Regions from separate parts of the Homo sapiens genome. Here all the other regions are linked to region 3. Evidence: chromatin contacts called from ENCODE Hi-C or POLR2A ChIA-PET data. All regions are on one chromosome and are shown on one strand. Each heading gives the region's core, a stretch centred on a gene start or an enhancer-like site at or near the end of the contact. The rest is flanking DNA. Distances are from core to core; before and after follow the strand shown. Region 1 overlaps LINC03063 (long intergenic non-protein coding RNA 3063). Region 2 holds the start of LINC03063 (long intergenic non-protein coding RNA 3063). Region 3 holds the start of PIRAT1 (PU.1 (SPI1) induced regulator of S100A8 and S100A9 alarmin transcription 1). Region 4 has its middle 38 kb from the start of LINC03063.

Evidence for each region. Hi-C counts contacts between places; a loop is a spot of excess contacts on that map. ChIA-PET counts read pairs that join two places held with the same protein, here RNA polymerase II (POLR2A). Pooled maps may share reads with other maps.
Region 1: a loop to region 3 is called in a pooled map, with 3 times the contacts of the local background. The contact joins the enhancer-like site here to the promoter of PIRAT1 in region 3. A Hi-C loop is called at or near these places in 1 of 168 maps with a recorded cell type or tissue (Caco-2), 8 of 37 single-sample maps with no recorded cell type and 12 of 50 pooled maps. POLR2A ChIA-PET finds 5 or more read pairs at or near these places in 1 of 52 experiments (IMR-90).
Region 2: a loop to region 3 is called in a map of right cardiac atrium, with 2.0 times the contacts of the local background. The contact joins the promoter of LINC03063 here to the promoter of PIRAT1 in region 3. A Hi-C loop is called at or near these places in 3 of 168 maps with a recorded cell type or tissue (Caco-2, posterior cingulate gyrus and right cardiac atrium), 11 of 37 single-sample maps with no recorded cell type and 7 of 50 pooled maps. POLR2A ChIA-PET finds 5 or more read pairs at or near these places in 2 of 52 experiments (SK-N-SH and activated T-cell).
Region 4: a loop to region 3 is called in a pooled map, with 2.0 times the contacts of the local background. The contact joins the enhancer-like site here to the promoter of PIRAT1 in region 3. A Hi-C loop is called at or near these places in 6 of 168 maps with a recorded cell type or tissue (aorta, endothelial cell of umbilical vein, heart left ventricle and 2 more), 2 of 37 single-sample maps with no recorded cell type and 13 of 50 pooled maps. POLR2A ChIA-PET finds 5 or more read pairs at or near these places in 2 of 52 experiments (WTC11 and activated CD8-positive, alpha-beta memory T cell).

What each region holds. Positions count from the first base shown.
Region 1 is chr2:37,584,970-37,590,134 of GRCh38, reverse strand. All of the region lies in intron 1 of LINC03063 (long intergenic non-protein coding RNA 3063), which reads right to left. Among named protein-coding and RNA genes, the nearest start is that of LINC03063, 25 kb to the right of the region's middle. Within about 2 kb of position 3,779, at least 30 of the 41 ENCODE cell types and tissues checked have a DNase peak (open chromatin) inside an H3K27ac peak, as active enhancers do.
Region 2 is chr2:37,559,317-37,563,872 of GRCh38, reverse strand. LINC03063 (long intergenic non-protein coding RNA 3063) reads right to left here and starts at 1,387. Exons shown (of 2, transcript NR_187223.1): 1 at 1,254-1,387. RefSeq lists cis regulatory regions at 1,244-1,602, 1,760-2,356.
Region 3 is chr2:37,872,916-37,877,884 of GRCh38, reverse strand. PIRAT1 (PU.1 (SPI1) induced regulator of S100A8 and S100A9 alarmin transcription 1) reads left to right here and starts at 2,022. Exons shown (of 4, transcript NR_110012.1): 1 at 2,022-2,142.
Region 4 is chr2:37,522,504-37,527,434 of GRCh38, reverse strand. No RefSeq gene overlaps it. Among named protein-coding and RNA genes, the nearest start is that of LINC03063, 38 kb to the left of the region's middle. Within about 2 kb of position 3,459, at least 10 of the 41 ENCODE cell types and tissues checked have a DNase peak (open chromatin) inside an H3K27ac peak, as active enhancers do.

The DNA of each region.
Region 1 (5,165 bases), core at 2,530-5,029, 290 kb after region 3:
TCCTAACAGTATTTCTAGCTGGCCCATCTTCTCATTAGATGACCATTACACTTCTTAGCTTCTCTCTCTCTCTCACTCCCTCTCTCTCTTTCTCTCTTTCTTCACTTCCAACTCTGTAACTGAATCTATTCTAATGTTAATGCTTTCAACACCTCATTTTTAAAATGAGAACGGCTTTTGCTTTTAGCTTCTTTCCATTAATTATTTTTTAAAAAAGAAATAAAAAGCCTTATGCAGAGAAAAAATTCATACCCATCTGAACAAATTTCACACTCAAATATTCATCAGAGAAAACCATAAGGAGCCCTTCCTTTAACAAATAACCTGCGTAATGAGATAGTTTGCAGGAGAACCCAGTAATTTTGTTCCTAAATTCATCATATTATACGTGCCCAAATACAAAATATCTTTGGAGAAGTATCCTACGTTCTGTGTATATACCCATATGGTTGTTTTAGCATAAATAAGAAGTTACTGGTTCTTTCTAGGTGCGTGAGAAATTATCAAGTGTTCCTAAGGCTTAGAAATCAAAGCAGAACCAAGGCCCAAAGCAGGGGTTGGACAGTGAGGGGAGAGAAGAAGTTTTGGTTTAGAGTAAGAAAGCCTGTCACAGGTACTCAGCTCTGCCACTGTAATACGAAAGTAGCCATAACCGAAAAAATGAGCATGACTAATCCTTACTCACTAAATCTATGGCCACTGAAATTTGAATTTCATACAATCTGCATTTGTACATTTGATTGTATCCAACTACCTAAAAATCTAAAAGCCATTCTTAACTCATGGGTGGTACAAAAACAGGAGGTGGTCTAGATTTGGCCTGTAGGTCACAGTTCACCAAACACTTGTATAGAGGAAACTACAGACCAAAAAGTAAGGCAAGCCCTCCCCTCCTATCTTATACAGGTATAGTGATTTCTGTCAGCAAGCTTTTTCTCGTATCTTGTGCCTGTAATCCTCATCACAATCTGGGAGATACATATTAGTTTCATATAAGGAATGAGGAAGCTGAGATTCAGAGAAGAATCAAATAATCTTTAATTCATTTAACAAATATTTGAATCCATTATAGGGGGGCTTGTGTTAAGGCCTCAGGATATGACAATGACTAAAGCACAGTTTCTAGTTTCTTACAGCCAACTGGGGCAAACCCGAACAGGACAGGAATTATTAATGCAACACAACATACAGGCTAAAGGGAAACATACAGGAAGCATTTAAGTCAGTTTGGGGGGATCAAAGAAAGCATTCTGGAGGGTGACATCCAGTTTGGATGAGAAAGAAACTGATAGGCGAAAAGAAGACAGGTAGGAAAAAGTCTGTTCCAGTTATAAGGAACAGCATGAGCAAAGATGTAGAGGTGAGAGAGAGCATAACACATACAGCAGCTTCACATTATTCAGTGAGTATGCATCCAAGCATACGGTGTGTATGGTGGGGGCAGGGAAAGAGTAAAGAAAATGCCACTCAAGAAAGGTGAGCAAGGACAACCATATGTCATGCTAAAGAGGGAGGCTTTATCCTAGACATCATGCGGAGCCAACGAACAGGTGGATGCAAAGGAGGGACATGGATCGGATTCACATTTCAGAAAGATCACTCTGGATAGAGAGTGGAGAACGGATTGGAGGGAAGCAAGTCCAACCTTCTCATGTCACAATTTAAAAAGTAACTCCCTTATAAATGACTTGCTCAGGCTCACTTAGCTGGTGAGTCACCAAACCAGTTCTGTGACCCCATATCTAGTTACTAATTATAACAACCTTTCTTATAACCATAAGCATTTACAGGGTACTCTATTACTACCGTTATTGCTATTGTTATGTACACAAGGTTACAAAAACTAAATAATAATAGAACTAGAACTAGACTCTATGTTCTAGGCCTAAACTCACATTCAACACCTTTTTTCACTTTAAGAGTAACTTTCAAGCTATGTCCCATAAAGTCTTGGGTGTCTGTGGAGATGCCTAAAGCAGAAACTGGCAAGACAGAGAGTCAGACTCTCCATCCTCACTTTTCTATCTTTTATATTTCTATGAAGCAAGAGCTCCACTACTTAAAAAAAAAAAATGAAAACCACTGTAAGCCATGATATCCACCATGCAATCACTAAGAATGAAATCAGGTCAGACACTGTGACTCACACGTGTAATCCTAGCATTGTGGGAGACTGAGGCAGGAGGATCGCTCAAGGCCAGGAGTTTTTTACTAGTCTGGGCAACATAGCAAGACCCCCATCTCTACAAAAAAAAAATTTTTTTTAATTAGCCAGGTGTGGTAGCTATAGTCCTAGCTACTCAGGAGGCTGAGGTGGATGCCATCACTTGAGCCCAGGAGGTCAAGGCGGTAATGAGCTATGATTGCACCACTCTACTCCAGCCTGGGTAACACAGCAAGATTCTGTCTCAAAAAAACAAAACAAAACCAAAAGAATGAATCAGTGACGAACAAAGGATAGGACCATATACCCAAGGCCCTCAATATCAGTGGTTCCCCATCTGCCGATTCAATCAACTGTTCATAGAAATATGTGTGGGGAGGAGAGGAAAATAAAAAATAACACAAATCAAAAACAATATACTACAACAACCATTTACATAGCATTTACATGGTATTAGGTATTATTAGTAATCTAGAGATGATTTTAAATATGTGGGAGGATGTACATAGGTTGTATGCAAATATTATGCCATTTTCTACCAGGGACTTAAGCATCCCAGGATTTTGGGATCTTCTGGAGCCTTGGAACAAATTCCCTGCATGACTGTACCTTGATCTTAAAAAATAGGGGTAGAAAATAGCTTATGAGAAGTGAAGCAATGGGTTTGAAATAAACTTAACAAGTCCTGTCTCCTTTTCTATTGACAGGCTTTCTGCCCTGCCCCCGACCCCAGGAAGCTCAGGAAAGCTTAGTGAGACAGCAGGAAATCTAAAACACAGAATCTGTCTTCAGCAAAACTGAATAGTTTTCAATCTTCACAACACCCACTTTCACCACCCTTCACCATGGAAGCTTGGCCACCTTCCTTACTGAAATGAAATAGACCTGACTGCATCAACTACATAATGTTTATTCCCTGAGTGTCTACAAGTGCTATTGTCCCAAATGTCGACTGTGGAATATCTCATCCCACTCTGGAATTTGCATCTGGAAAAGTTTAAACTCTGGGAGAGGCCAATTGTTAATCCACAGGTGGAATTTCATGTCCCTTTGTGTCTTTGACTTGTCAGTCTCCAATTTATTACTCACATGAAGATAATTTCATTCTCTGGACTCAGAGAGGCAGAAAACAAGGAGGGGATATGAATGTGTTGGTCAAAGTAAATAAGCAGATGATTTTTATGATAGGCTAAATTGAACTATCATAGCCTCATGATTTTGAAAAGCTCTTTCCAAAGCTGAATTTACCTGCGGAGAGGTGTTTAGAAACCCCCTTTTGGTTTATAGTTCAGTCATGCTCCTATCTCCCCCCTTCAACGTAACATTCTGGATCAACTGCCCCTGTGTAACCAATTCTCATACTTAAAGTATAAAACTAGGAAGGATTTTTTCCTCCATTCTGAAAATTAATCTTTCACCTTAGGAAAAGATTTATACTTCTGAGTCATAGAAAAGCCAACACCCTCCAGCACTTAGAAGCAACCTCAGAAAAAGAAAAAGGAATGAAAACAGTGAATCAATTTCCCTTTCCACACAGATCTGAGAGATGAGATAGTTCTCGTGTCTGCCAAGGGGCTTCCGGCTCCGACAAGTTGAGTCAGCATGCTGCAAATCGTTCTAGATGGTTTTTGGACCACATGTGACAGCTAGAAGAAACTAAACTGGGTCAGGCTAACTTTTGCAAGGTGCCTTAGGATTTTAAGAGCTAAAAGGAAACTATAACTCAGTTTTGTGGCTCTTGTGATCAATACGATGTGAGGGTAAATGGTAGCAATGTGACCAGGCATGCTGCCCTCTCTTGCCTTTTGTAAGTGTCGTTACTATTATAATAAGACTCATGGGTGTGGCATCCATGAGGAGGTGCTGCTCAGATCTCCCTTTAAGAGAGAATCTGCTCGACTGTAGTGATCATTTCAGTGTGTATATGCATATCAAAATATCATGTTGTACACCTTAAACATAAACAATAAATTTAAAACTATAAACAACTTTTAAAAAGATAATATTTAGTGAGAAGTGTAGTTATCTGCCACCCTACAGCTGTCACAGCTGTGGGATCCATTACAGCATCCATACCAGGGCCACGCTTCTCCAGAGCTGCTCCTAGCCAATGATTGAGCATGGGGAGAGGGGACAGAGGTAGGAGTCTGCTAGGGCTGGGCATGCCTGCCCTACTGGGAAACTGTTGCTTCGGATGTCCCTATCAGCCTAGCCAAGACTTTCTCAGAGCTGCCCTGCAGGCTGAAACTCTACCTGCCCGATTCTTCTTCCTTCCTGCTCTCCCTTTACAGATGTGAGACTTGCATCATGGTCTGAGACTTGTCCCACCTGTTCCTGCTCCCTCTCCCTTTATCCTTCACAGGCATCACCCCCTAGTCAACGTTTTGCATTCCTAATTCCATCTTGGTGTCTGTTTCCTGAAGGAAATGAGCAGAGGCAGGTGGAGAGGGGCAGGTCTTTCTTCTCTCACCCCATCTCTAACCTCTCCTCCTCATGTTGCCTTAACTTTCCAGCCAGCCCACGCCTTCCCCCTTAAGCAGCAGCTGTGGCCTTCAGCAGTGTTTACCCTTGGCAGTCATGTGGTCCTTTTGCCATTTACTTTCCCAACAGAAACACCAACCCTAAGCAGATTGGAAACAGCACATGTGTCTTTATAAACTGAAAGTAAATATGAAAAGCCAAAGAGGTGCTGAGATAGTAGGGCCAAGTCTGTTCCACCTGAAGATTTGAGGAGTGTGTGTGTGTGTGTGTGTGTTTGTTTGTGTGTGTGTGTGTGTGTGTGTGTGTGTGTGTGTTTATTATCACTTGGGGGAGGAGGTGGCAGATATCCCCAAATTAGAAATAATCTTCTCATGATTTTGAGAAAGAATGAATACAAATGTATCATTCTACCTTTTCAATACCATTGCCTACCCCAAAGTTACCAGATCACTTAGCAAATAGCAGAATGATTTCACCTGTTTTCTTCTTTTTCCCTCTCTACTTTCATAAATCAGTAAGA
Region 2 (4,556 bases), core at 138-2,637, 310 kb after region 3:
CTGCATAGTTTTAAAATAGGCAACCCATGGAAAATTAAACCTAGTACTTCACTGAAGAACACTCAGGACTCTCTTTTGGCTGTTTTGAAGTTTCTAGTAACTTCCTGAGAGGCCACTGCTGCCAGAACTAGGAACCAACTCAGGGAGGCTTGTGGGAACTAAGTCTTTACCACCTAGTGCTAAAAAATAAACGGAACGGTTTTTCGAAAAATACACAAAATTATCCTCAAAGCAGACGTGCAAAGGCCACTATCTCCCTCCTTCCCACAGCCCTCGGACACTCTGTGATCCAATTTCTTTACCTTAAATGTAACCCACTGTTGTTTAATGGGAAGAAGAAAGAGGAAAACAAACCTGCTAAGAAAGTGGACCAGACAAATCCAACTCAAGAATCCCCGCCCTACAAGTGTGCAGAATGAAAATACTCAAAGAGGTCTTCAACTATTTGGATGCCATGACTTCTTGAAACAGACAAATGCAATTTTGAGAGTAGTTTGAATGATTTTAGAACCTAGCAGGAATATTTGTCATAAGATAAAAAAGGCATCAACTCATTTCCCCTCCTGCCACCTCCATTCCCTGCTCTCCACCAGAGCTCCTCAAAGCTCAGGAAAGGAAGGCAAACAACAAAAAGAAACAACAACAACAAAATCAAGTTTCTAAAATTCTATTATTTATGGAAGGTAAAACTAATGACACAGCATAGTTGGGGTTTCTTACAGAATCAGTGTGCATTGCATAAGACTATTTTAAATTATGTCCTGACATGGTGGCTCATACCTGTAATCCCAGCACTTTGGGAGGCCGAGGTGGCTGGATCACTTGAGGTCAGCAGTTCGAGAACAGCCCGGCCAACATAGTGAAACCCCATCTCTACTAAAAATACAAAAGTTAGCTGGTTGTGATGGCGCATGCCTGTAATCCCAGGTACTCAGGAGGCTGAGGCAGGAGAATCACTTGAACCCGGGAGGTGGAGGTTGCAGTGAGCTGAGATCGTACCACTGCACTCCAGCCTGGGTTACAAAGTGAGACTCTGTCTCAAAAAAATAAAAAAGACTTTTAAATTATAATGAAATTTTATAGCTGTTGAATTTCTATTTTATAAATATATCTACTCTAAAGTAAAATTGTTTCTCTATAACACCTACAGGTCATATGTATGATTGTTAGGTTTATTTGCTGCTTAGTCCTTGATCAGAAATGCAACTCCCAAATATAATATAGTAGGCCCCCTTACCCATAGTTTCAGTTACCTGAGGTCAATTGTGGTCCAAAAATATTAAACGGAAAATTCCAGAAATAAATAATTCATGAATTTTAAATGGCATGCTGCTGTGAGTAGCTTGATGAAATCTCCAGCCTTCCTGCTCCGTCCCACCAAGGATGTGAATCATCCCTTTGTTCAGGGGATCCGTGCTGTCTGCCTCCCCACCCATTAGTCACTTTGTAGCCATCTAGATTATCAGATCAACTGTCACTGTACTGCAGTGCTTGTCTTGAGGAACCCTTATTTTACTCAATAATGGCCCCAAAGCACAAGAGTGATTATGGTAGCATACTGTTATAATTGTTGTATTTTATTAGTTTTTCATCTCTGTGCCTAATTTATAAATTAAACTTTATCATAGGTAGGTATGTATAGGAAAAAAACATAGCATATACAGGGTTGGGTACTATCCATGTTTCAAGCATTCACAGGGGGTCTTGGAATGTATCCCCCAGAGATGAGGGGGGACTACTGTATTCCTCATGTAGTATTTTTGTGAGACTATTCTTTTTGTGTTTTAGCATGAGGTTATCAGGAACTTGTCACTCCTGCATGGGCTCAGTTACATGGGGGAAAAATAATCCCAGAATTTCACTGGCCTCAAACAACAAAGCTATATTGCTCATTCATGCTACATGATCACCTCGGGTTGACAGGGACTCTACTTCCCTGGCCCTTACTCAGGGATTCAGGCCAATGCAGTAGCCACTATCACAAGCCTTTCTGGATATAACATCAGAAAGAAAGAAAGAAAGTGTGACTCATAGCACACTCATGCATAAAGTTTTCACCCAGGACTGACACCTGACACTTTCTCTCACGTTTCATTGGCCAAAGCAAGCCATGTGGCCATGCCTAATCTCAAAGAGGCAGGAAATGCAATCCTGAAGAAGAGAGATAAAATTCGTAACTAACACTAGTGACCACCAAAATTTGTTTTGGAAAATAGAGCCTCCTGTTTTTAAACAAGTTTTATTCTTTTAGCTACATTAAATTACCTATTAACCAGCCACATCTTGACGGTGTTAGAATTCTAAGGATGGATTTTAATCTATTAATTTAAACTTCCATTCATCTGAAACATCAACCAAATACAGATTTTTTGTGTGTGCCCTTTGTTTTAGGCAAAATGCCATAAAAATTAATAAGACAAAATCCTACAAACAGATCCCAGGTTGGGTAATTTGGTCTTGTGCCAGAAGGCACAGCTTTCTTTTCTGGAAAGGACCCAGGTTTGGGATTGGCTATAGTTCCTCTTTCCATAAAGTCTGAATCTGTCAACCTCCACAGCATAGAGGATTCATTTGTCACACCTGGCATGCATCTGAGGAATGAATTAACACTGGTGTTTTAAGGAAATTTCATTTTAGCAAATTTTGGTTAGCAGGTGATTTTGTGGTTTCAACTTTATTTCCATATAATTAATTTCCTACAGCCAGCTTAGAGTTGCTGAATCCAGACTTCAAAGCATAAAATCCCCCCGACATGGCATGGTTAGGTGCAGGTGGAACAAAAGTAGCCACTGCCAAGGATCTCAGGAGGTCAGAGGCCAGGTTCAAGGCCTTTGTGGAATGTGTACAGCAAGTGTCAGCTCGACAAGAGTCCAATAAGGAAAGAATGGTTCAGAGTCCACTCTGGCAAAAAACTGAAAATAATCTCCTCTAATCAAAAGGTCTTGAAAGAAGGTTACAGGAGCACTTGCTGTCAAATAATACAAAAAGCAAAAGTAAGCAGGTCGTATAATTCTAAGACGTGGATAGATGTAGAAAGCAAATACTTTCTACATAATAAAACTATTAACCAGATTAGGTTATTTCATTGCAGTTTCTGGATCTTTCAGTAACGTAATTGGCTCCTTCGTGTGTCAATGAGGATCCTGGCAGGAAAGAAACAGCACATTCAGCTGGGATTTTGAAGGACATTTTTAGTGGTGGGATCCTTCACAGAGGTGTGGCCAGGATTAAGGGAACCACGGCGGGTGTTGAGGAACCCAAAAACTACCAGCGGCAAGAAGCCACTACTATCACTAGGCCTAAAGAGGCAGGGGACAGGAAATAATATTATCAGAGCTTGGTAAGAGCAGCCACCATAGAAGAAGAAAGCCCTCCAGACTCTGTGACCATAGAGGAACATGGCTGCTCTTAAGACAGTGCCAGGGCAAGGGGGTGTGACAACAAGTGGCCATGTGACCTTCCTCCACTAGCCAAATCCAACTGCAAACCAAAGTGCAAGGGATCTTGGCAATAGAGTCCAGTGAGGCCAGTCTCTTGGGGCACAGAGCAGAGGAGGACAGAGAATGCATTGGGCTGGCTTACCACTTCACCTAATTAAAAGATGCCATCTGTAACTGTGTAAATGTTTTCTCTTTTCTCCTCTATTTTGTCAGGCTAGTTATGTTCTGTTTACTTTTTCCTAAGTACTCCCCCTCAGAGATTTCAATTCTCTTTACTTTCATTGCTGAATCCAAATAAACTCAATAGTAAGATAAGCTTCTTTCTCTTTGTTCTCTAAGGATATTACAAATTTATTACATATTTAATAACATCCCATATACAGCCAAGAAGGGAGCGATCTTAATTTATTTTTATGGTTTTATTTTATTTTATATTTTAATTTTGTTTTGAGACAAGGTTTCGCTCTATCACCCAGGCTGGAGTACAGTGGTGTGATCGTGGCTCACTGCAGCCTCAAACTCCCAGACTCAAGAGATCCTCCCACCTCAGCCTCCTGAGTAGCTGGGACTACAGGCACAAGCCACCATGCCTGGCTAATTTTTTTTAATTTTTTGTAGAGACAGGGATTCACCATGTTGCTGAAGCTGGTCTGGAACTCCTAGGCTCAAGCGACCCACCCATGTCAGCCTCCCAAAGTGCTGGTATTACAGGCTGGAGCCACTATGCTCAGCTATGGCTTTATTTTTTAGAGCAGTTTTAGGTTTACAGCAAAACTGAGCAGAAAGCACAGACAGTCCACATATACTCCCTGCCCCCACACATGCACAGCCTATCAAAACCCTACACCAGAGTGGTACATTTATTACAACTGATAGACCTGCATCAATTATCACCCAAAGCCCATAATTTTCACTGGGGTTCACTCTTGGTATTGTACAGTTTGTGGGTTTTGAAAAATTTATAATTACTTGTATCCATCATTATAGCATCATACAGAGAAGTTTCACTGCTTTAAACAACCTCTGTGCACACATTCATCCAGATTTTAATTTGTAAACATTATGTTAAAAATCCCAAGAGATTGTATCCTGAACTTTAAAGAATTCTGGTATGTT
Region 3 (4,969 bases), core at 773-3,272:
TAAGAATTACATAAATAATTATATATTAAGTTCATTGTATTCTCCCTATAGGCTGCTTAAGAATACAATAATATAAGATAAAAATATGTGTACATGAACTTATATTTATCAGTAAGTACTGGGGTATAAAATTGTCTTTCCCTCTTTAAGCCCTAATGTTCATTGACGCGTTAACAATGAGTCACGATTTTATTTCTTGACAGTAGATGGCGCTGGTGATTGTCAAAAGAGACAGAGTCTCCCACACCCCTCTCCTTTCCTGAGCCATTGAAAAACAAAACAAAGAGCTGGTGGAAAAAAAACGCAAAAATTTTCATCGTAATGAAGGATTGAAATTAAAAATTTGGAACCGTCATGTGATTAAGCAGAACGTGTATATGATCCACACACTTTTATTTGGAACTCTAGGGAAAACCTCCTGAGCTATTTGTAAAATTTCATTCTCAGGATTAAAACAAAATATAGTAAAATTTGATTATCCAGACAAAAGATGGATTTATATTTCTCTATTAGACAGATTTTATTTCTGCACCTTAATTTTAGCAAGGGATGAATATTAAGACAACTATGAATTTAGTTGACAAAAAACTCACATATATCTGACTTCCAGAGTCCTGAAGGTGGTATAGAGGAGTATGGTAGTCAAGATAAAAACAAAACAAATTATTATATGACCTTTGAGTATATCACTTAATGTCTCAGGACAGAAGTTTTCTCATTTGTAAAACTGAAATATTTCTTGCCTAATTCACATGGCAGTTGCAAGGATCAAATACAGTAAAGTAGTATAAACACCTTGAGAATTGTCATGTTCTTTCCAAATATGCTTTTTTTCATCTTTACCATACAATCAACCCAACCACCTATAGGTAAAATCATAACACAAGGAAAATTGGAATTCAGAATAAAATACTTGAGCATTAAATTTCCTCATTGGTCCAAAAGCACTTTAATAGGCTTTGGTGAATTAGATTCGTGCAAGAAAAGGGACTAATGTATTTTCAACCATCAAAGGAGTGTTTAGCTTAATAATCAGCTACCCAGAAAATGAAACAGAAAAACACTTGAATCCAAAGCACCGAAGTGAACTGAAGCGGCCTCCACTGTCCTCCCCTAACTGTCCGCACGGCCTGTCCTCTGTAGGAGTGTCCTTGTGTACGTGTGGAGGTTGTGGACACACATGCCTAGGGTTACAGATGCTCTACAGACTTAACTCAGTATAGTGAAGCTGCAGAGATAGTCATAGCCCTAAAGAAGCCTATCTGAGAGCTTTCCTTTGGGTTTTACAAGAGGCATAGATATTTATTCTGCTCTTCTTTTAACAAAAGACTCCCAAATATTTGCTGAAGATGTAGAGTATTGCCATTTCTGCTTCAAAAGCTCTGAGCCTCTCACGGCACCTGTTGCTGCTGCCCCAAGAGCGGAACACACCCTCCACACCAGCAGCCCCAGGACTAGATTCAGCTTCTCAGTGAACCACTTCCATGCTCCACGATGTGCTCTGGGCTTTGGGGACTTAAAACATCGCAGCCGCGGCATAACAGAGATGCGTCAGCTTCTAAAGTCGTAGTGGGCAGTTCTAGAAACCTGACCCTTTCTTCTGCTGCTACAGATTCTATTGGCTTCTGGAGATTCAGAGACGTCCTTCCTCAAGAAGGAACCTCTGCCTGGCCTTCAGCAGGGCCACTGTCATGTGCGATATTCACTTAGAGCCTTATCACATTTGTGGCTGTAGAGGTGTTTGCGTGCCTTGTTTAATTTATCCCACTAGACTGTAAGTTCAGGGCAGATGGGGGATGTCTGGTTTTTGTTTTTTTTTTTTTTGCCTAATACTGTGTCCCCATGCTGGGCACAGACCTAGCACAGAGTAGGTGCTTGGCAAAGAGCTTTTGAATGAATGAATGATTGGCTGTAGTCTTCCTGGGAAAGGGCTGGCAGGCAAGGAAGTGTTAAACCAGCCACTAACCGCCCAGGCTGACCAGCCTTCTCCCTATCTCCCAGGCCTTTCGAACGGAGCCCGGGGAGGACAGGCTGGCAGAGGAGGGAGGAGGGTTTCTAGCTGAGAGAGACTGCGGCTGTGGGCCTGCAGCCTACCCCTCTTCAAGCTCTCCGGAGCCGTTCCTGCGAAACCAGCCCCCACAAGTGAGTGTCTGCGGCCCCCTCCCTCCTCTTTCCCTTATTGCTCCCTGTGGGGATGGGGCTGACACCGAGCTTGATCCTAAGTAAAAGTCTGTTCTAACAGGAAGCAAATAATGTTCCTCCCCTGACGGAGGTGTTTCCTTCTCAAAGAAGTTACAAAGGGCTCTTTTCAGAGAGAAAGGGGCTGGGAATAGTGTGTGGCCTCACTGCCGTCTGCCTTGGGTGGAGCCAGCACGTTCTGGAATCCAGGGGCTTCCTCTTCTAAAGAGGCGCCGGGCCATGCACTGAAACGGGGTGGCCCATCCTCTGGGAGCCCCAGTCCCCTTACCTGCTTGATACAAGCATCCTCTGGAAGTGCCTAGGGTCATTGCCAAGGCCCCTGTTTTCTTTTCTTGGCTTCCAGGACGCCGTAGTCTGTGTTCTTCCTCCCGCCCTGCAGTTCCCTAGCTGGATTCTCTTCCTCGCTGTGATCTCTTCATCCCTGGTTCCCCAGCGCTCTGTCCTGAGCCCCCTTCTCGAACCACACTCTCGTCTGAGTGAGCATATTGAGCTTCATGGCTGTACATTTCCTCCCCGTGCCGAGGAATCCCACACACTTAGTTCCAGCGCCCAGCTCGCCCCCACCTCATCCAGGTCCTTACATCCCCCTGCAGACTCTGTCTCCACTCCACCTCATTGGTGTTTCCCACTCACTAGATCTAAAGCCAAACTCTTGATCCTGACTTCTCCACCCACCAGCTTGCCTTTCTCTTCATCTTCCCCATCTCAGAGAGCGGCTCGGTCCCGAACTGTCTCTTTCCTTCACACCCTTCATCTAACACACAGCAAGGCTTCTCAGCTCTACCTTCAAAATCTACTCCTCATCTTTCTTCTTCCCACCACCGCCACTCAAACGCCCTCGGCCTAGAGGGATCAGACCCATACTACCTGGCTCCTGAACCTCTGCAAGAGTCTCTGATCTTTCTGCTTCCACTCCTGTCTTGCTACAGACTATTCTTCTGACAGCAGCCGGGGTGATCTTTTCAACTACCAGACCGTGTCACCTTGCTTAAAACCAGCTGGGGCTTCCCTCACACGCAGCATGACACTCAAACTCCACACGACAATCTAACCAGCCTCACCAACTGTGGCCCTGGCTTGTCCTTCTGACTTAGCTTCTGTCTCAGCTCAGGCTACACTGGCCTTCTTGGTATTCCTCAGCCCCCCAGCTTGTCACTGCCCAGCCTTTGCACTGTGTCCTCTCTCTGGAGTTCTTTCCCTCAGGTCTTCAGGTGGCCTTGCTCTCGGGCTTTCTGGAGAGACTTAAAAGCCATATCCATGGAGAGGCTGAGTTTGGCCACCTACCTAAGGTAGCCTCTCATCACTCTCCATGCCTTCGTCTGGCTTTCCTTTTGATTGAGCACTTGTTACTACTTGTGTTCAGCTCTTAGATGAGGGCACAAGGAACTCTGGCGGGTTTAAGTAGAAGAAGGATTTATGTGTAGACTTTGACAGCTCCAGGAATGTTTGGGAAGGCTTAGTGGTTTATAGCCAAGAAGAGTGCACGCATTGCACGAATTGGTGGGATCTCTGCTGCCCCAGCTGCCACTGGTTATGTCACCAATGCTACCGTCCCAGATACTAACACTGCTGGAACCCGCTGTCACCAGCACCCTTGGAATCCCCATCTTTCTGCAGCTGCTGCCATCTCCTATGAGGGCTTTCTCAGTCTCTTTGTCCTTGAGTCATTGGTTCCTAACTCAAATTGTGGGCCAGTGTGTCTGGCTGGTGGAGCCTTGGCCACAGGCCTTGGCTCCTTCTACAAGAGAGGCTGATAAAACCACTATCAGGCATTTTCAAATTCTATGTAATGGACCATGGGCTCTGCTTATCCACCAGATTCCATGAGGTAGGGAATCTCAAACATAGGATGGAGGTTCAGATTCTGGGTAACCAAAAAACAACGATAAGCATGCCCTTGACTAGCTGGCTTTCTAGTATATATTTACGTGTTTATGTGTCTATTGCCTAGCTACTACATTAGAATGAAAGCTAGATGAGGTCAGGCACTTTGTCTTTTTCCCTCTGTATTCCGAGAGTTCAGAACAGTGGCTGCACAGAAGTGACCCTTGATAACTACTGAATGAATATCAGATACTGTATTGAAGGTGTCAGCAATTAGAAAGATTAAACAGTCTCATTGTTGCTACCATTCCTTCTTTAGGTGGCTGATGCTCCTGTCCCTCTTCTGGCCTGATTGCTCCCTCTCCTGACCCCTAAGGTAAAAGCCAGCCAACTTGGGAGATATAGTTTGCCGGTAAAAGAGACAAGCAGACAGGGTCAGGTGCTCCATGCCAGGAAAGGAAGCCAGTTAGTGACAAAGGAGAATCCCAGGGGACTTCAGGGAGGGAAGACATGGCTACCGAAGGGCACAGGGCCAGGGCATGTGCAAATTATATTGTTGAGACAGTGAGAATGCCCTACCTTGCCTGCCACTTCTTTGAGGAGAAGAGAGTAGAGTCGCAGGAATGAAGGCTCCTTTTAACCATCCTGTGCCTTCAGACTCAGGGAGTCTGATGGAGGTGGTGGGGTTGGGGAAGGGAAATGGGGGAGGGAGTACAGTGGCTGGAGAGCTGGGGTCAGTAAACAGAAGGCATGGTGGAAAAAGTTCCCATTCTACCTCCTTAAGTTTCAGAAACCTGTTGTTTTCCAAGCCCAGTGACTCCCTCTGATATGTAGCCTGCAGGGGTGGAAAGTGTCTGAAGTGTCTGAATGTGTGTGTGTGTGTGTGTGTGTGTGTGTGTGTGTGTGTGTGTGTGTCTGTAGGGTTGGGAGGAGAGCAAGTGGAAAG
Region 4 (4,931 bases), core at 2,210-4,709, 350 kb after region 3:
TAGAATAAAATGGCACACCTCCCCCAACCAGTTCACCTGGCAGATAACAGGCCCTCGATAAATATGTGTGGAATGAATGACCAGCGGGATACCACTGCTCTGGTATCTCACCACATAAACATTAGAGGTAGTTCTTAGAACAAACCAGATAAAAATAAAATAATGACCAGGTCAACCATTAGAATATAAAAAGCTCCCAGAACAGGCATGATGAGTAAATAAGAGTTACCATGGCATCCTGCTCCTCTGTGGCCTCCCAGAGGTTAGTAAAACCCCCATGGTTAATAAAGCTGCTGAGAATCTACTCCAAGAAGTCTCATGGGCTCTCTCATAACCCATAACAGATATGCCTTAAAGTCCTTCATTAATTCATAACTATTTATTGAGCACCTATTATGTGTCAGGCACTGTTCTAGCTGCTGGGGATGCAGAAGTTAACACAAAATTTCTGTCCTAGTGGAATCTATTTCAGTGAAAGATGATAGACAATAAACAAATAAACAGATCAATGAGAGAAATAAATATAGGGGTAACTATTATGAAGAAAATGAAATAGATGTGATAGAGAATGTATTGTTTAGGGTACACCTGAATTTCAGTAACAGAGAGATTGAAAATACGGTGCTTAAAGAAGATAAAAGTGTATTTTTTTTGCTCCTAAAGGTGACCTGTCCAGGGGTGGAAGGTGCTGCATCTACAGGGGTCCCCAAGGACCAAGGTGCTATCCGTCTCCCTGTTCATCTCCCAGAGTGGTATACTCATCCAGTGCACTCATCTGGAGCAATTCACATGCACCATGTCTACATTCCAGCCTGTGGGAAAGCAAGAAAGGATGACCAGGACACACGGTGCATCAATAAGAAGATGACTATAAGTGTTGTGTTTTCATTCCTCTCACTTCCCATTGGCCCAAACTTAGTCACGTGACCACAACAATTACAAGGCCATCTGGGAAGTGTAGTATCTATTTGAGCAGTTGAGTATCTGGCTACAAATTGGAGCATTCTGTTATTTTAAGAATAAAGGAATAAAAGACACACACTGTGGTCTTCTGCCGTAATTGTCCAGTTGTTCTCTGGACTAGAGGTGAAGATTTTTTAGCTGGGGGTTTTGTTAAAGTAGTCAGAAAGACCTCTGAGGAGGGACATTTGATACGAGATTGAAAGACACAAAGGATGCAGTCATGGAATATATGTGAAAATTAGAACATCAGCAACCATGAGTAAAGATGACAGTGGACCTGTGTATGTTTCAAACTAAAGTTTTAACTGTTTTTTTAATTTTTAAATTTATTATTTTATTTTCTTTTATTTCATTTTATTTATTTACCTTTAGATGGAGGTCTTGCTATATTGCTCAGGCTGGTCTCAAGCTCCTGAACTCAAACAATCTTCCCGCTTCAGTCTCCCAAATAGCTGGGACTATAGGTGCTTTCTGCCACACCCAGCTTTTGGTTTTGTTGTTTAGTCATTACAATATGTAATTATTTAAGATAATCTCAATAAAAGAGCACATCATGAGATATACAGATAAAACATACATTTTATCTATATCTATTTTTAACTGGTAAGATTGTCAATCCTGTTTCCATACCATATCTGGATGCTTTTGATACATTGGACACGTAGTCACAGGGAATAATTTACATAGATGATTGTTTGGTAGAAATGAAATTCTGGAAGCCTGATTTTTTTCCATTCATTTTTCCAATCATCTCAGATTTCCAAATGGAAAATCTTTGCAATCCCTCCCATAACCTAAGCTACCGTGCAGCCCCATGGACAGACTAACAGGGTGTAGAATGGAGAAATCTTTCTCTAAAGTAAACTAAGAGGAACTTCTAAGTTTTGGGCTCAGTTACCAGCCAGATGGATTGTATACAAGGCAAGAAGTGTTTTGACATTGATTATGAGGACAGAAAATGCCTCCTGGAAAGGTGGCTTGTCCTTGCCCCATTCTGGGCATTTGCAATGCACTTGATAGATTCAGGTCTAATTGAAACCATAAGAAACACCACCTGAGGCAGACCGATAGTCCATCTGGCCCACTGCTCAGGCTCAGACAGAAGCATCCAAAGACTCTGCGTGAGGAGGTCCAATGCCTCATCGGATTTCAGCCATGAGAAGGTAGAAACATACCCTGAAGAGCCCTTACTTTCCTCCGCCAAAATAAGGGATTGTGAGTGAGGCAGTGCTGCTGTCCTCTCCCAAATCTCCCACTTCCTCTCAGGGGAGCTGCCATCTGCTTCCAAGTCCATGAGTGTTCATTTATTAAACAACAGACCTAGCTCCTGACAATGCTTGCCGGGAATGTATACTTCACAATAATAAGCCTTAGACACTGGGGACAAAAATGATCAGAAGCACCATTTTCCCAGGGAATTTATCCACTTGGCAAACCCTGGGCTTGTGAAGACATGGCCTGCCTTCTCCTTCAGTGAAATAAGATAATTGTTTCTGAAGAGTAAAGTTTTATATTTTAGAGTGTTGAGGTCATATCCCCTTCTTTCTATGGGCTCCCCAGGTAAGGAGTTTCATTAAATATTTTCTTTGCTGTGAAATTGCCCTCACAACAGCATCTATCCCTTGGGCTAACCAAAAACTTTAAGGCACAATCTAACCACAAGATTTTCAGTGAAAACCTTTATTTAAATCGTGTGTGTGCATGTGTATGTGTGTGTGTGCATAAACATAGCATGAGTATGTGGCATATGAAAGCTGAAAAATCTCTGATGCTGTCCACATCTCCATCTTTCCACCTGTCCCCCACCTGGCTGGCATGGGCTAGAGGGGCGGGTAGTGTTCTGGTGGCAGCCTCCTGAGACCTAAATGGCCTTTGTTACATACTTCAGAGCTGCTTAACACCCCTGACATGTTCTTAGCTATGAGCTCAGCTCCTGGATTCTTCCAAAATCTGTAGCTCACACTTTTCTTACCTTTCAAATCCTCAAACTATAAAACCTGAAATATAAAGTGCATATAGAGGAGAAGAATGCAGATTGAAACCTTGAGTGCTTGGGAGCTTCCAAGAGTACTTTGCACTCACTAACTAGAGGATGTAAAAGTACCTGTACCCACAGCACACCAGTTGCACAAAGGCATAGAAGTGTTCTTTGATCTAAAAGGATCGGGGAAGCTCTCAGTCACCACGTGCTACCACTTCCCTAGCTGGACAATGCTTTGGAAAACAACTGGATGCATGATTGCATCTTAATTCTAACCCTCCTCCATTTGAAAAATGAGGATACTGGGGCCCAGAGGGATTTGGGGACTTGCCTCAGGTCACAAAGTCAGGGAAGGGCAAGCAGTAACTGGAAGCAGGAATCCAATGTCCTTTTCATTCCACCAGTGTTTGTTGGAAAGAGTATATTTCTGCTTGTGAGGCAATCTTCAGTCTGCAGAGCCGTAGTGTAACGTTTTGGCATGGAGTAGCAGTGTCGTAATCTTCCTCTAACACTTCCCCAGTCCTAAAAACCATATAAGGAATTTGAATCTCTATCATGGTTCCCAATTAGCTTTGACAAACTTGATGTCTTGCCAGCCAGTAAACTACATCACACCCACTGATTCCAACAGGGCAAATCATTCTATTAAACACTGAGACTTAATATCTCAGCTAAAAACAACCATCTGTTCACACTTAATTACCATCTTCCCCAAACATATTTATTTGACAATCTTAAAGAAAACTCCAGTTGCAGAGAGGACTGAGGATTTGAAGGTTTAGCATTTCTGCTTAAGAGCTGTCAGTTAAACTTAAAATTATCTCAGTCCTGGTTCAAGTCCTACTGGAAATAGAAACACACATTTTTCAGATGGTTCCAAAAACATTCTTGCATTTATTTTCTAAAAAGAAAACTTTAAGAACAAATCATGAAAAAAATAAAATAAAATGAGCTGCCTTGCTTTTTCTTTCCCTTTTTTTTTCTTTCTTTCTAGCTTTCTTAAACATACTTGTTCTCGAAAGAAAAAAATTGGAAGGAAAATACTCAGATGCCAGGTGTACCTTTATTAATTGGCTTAACATGCTAGTCAAGAAACCAGCTAGCTACACTAACCACCATCATCATCTCTCTGTGCCTCTCAAAGGAGACTGCTGGGTTTCAATCACTGTACATAAGCAGTTTTTTATTCTCGTGTCACCTCTGTAGAGATCTAATTTACATGTGATCACTTAAAGCCTCTTTTGAATGTTTTAAATAGTCAGAATCTCAATAGCTATCAACTTTTCAGAAGGGGCTTTAGCTTTAATTGTATTGTACATCAGGTATTCTTATAATGTTAAACAGTCAAGAAATTTATAGTAAAGAAAGGAATTCTTTGTCAAGCAAATAAAAAAAAAGCTGATAGCCACAACATTCATAACCAAGACTTTTTTTTTTTTTTTGGCTTAACTATTAGCCACCCCACAAGGCAAAATATCCCTATCCCTAAATTTCGAAAATATTCTATTTGGGGAGTTATTTTTTTGGAGTAAAGAAGAATGAGTTGGACCACCTCTGGCCATCTGTGTGTTTTTTCATTTTTGTAGCCTTTGCTGACTGCAATGCACTCTGGTATCTTGGACTCTCTTGGGGAAAAATAAGCAATTAAGAAGCTTTCCAGAGACCAACAGTTGTATAGGAACGACTTGCAAACAACATTTCATCACTCAGGGAATAAACATCATTGCTTATGATGTACCAATTTCTCTGCTAATATCTGGGAATACAACCATAAGCCGGATAAACAAGTTTGTTGTCTTCCTGGAGCTTCCAGTCTAGAGAGAGAGAGACTAAGAATGCTGCTTAAATAACAACATACATAGAAGAAAAATGATCTGTCAAAAAAAATCTGGCTTTTTAAAAGTAATTTTCAAAAAACGGTGAATATACTGTTTCAATATTTTAAATACTGACCTATAAAAAAAGGAATTAGCATCTATTTCATTGC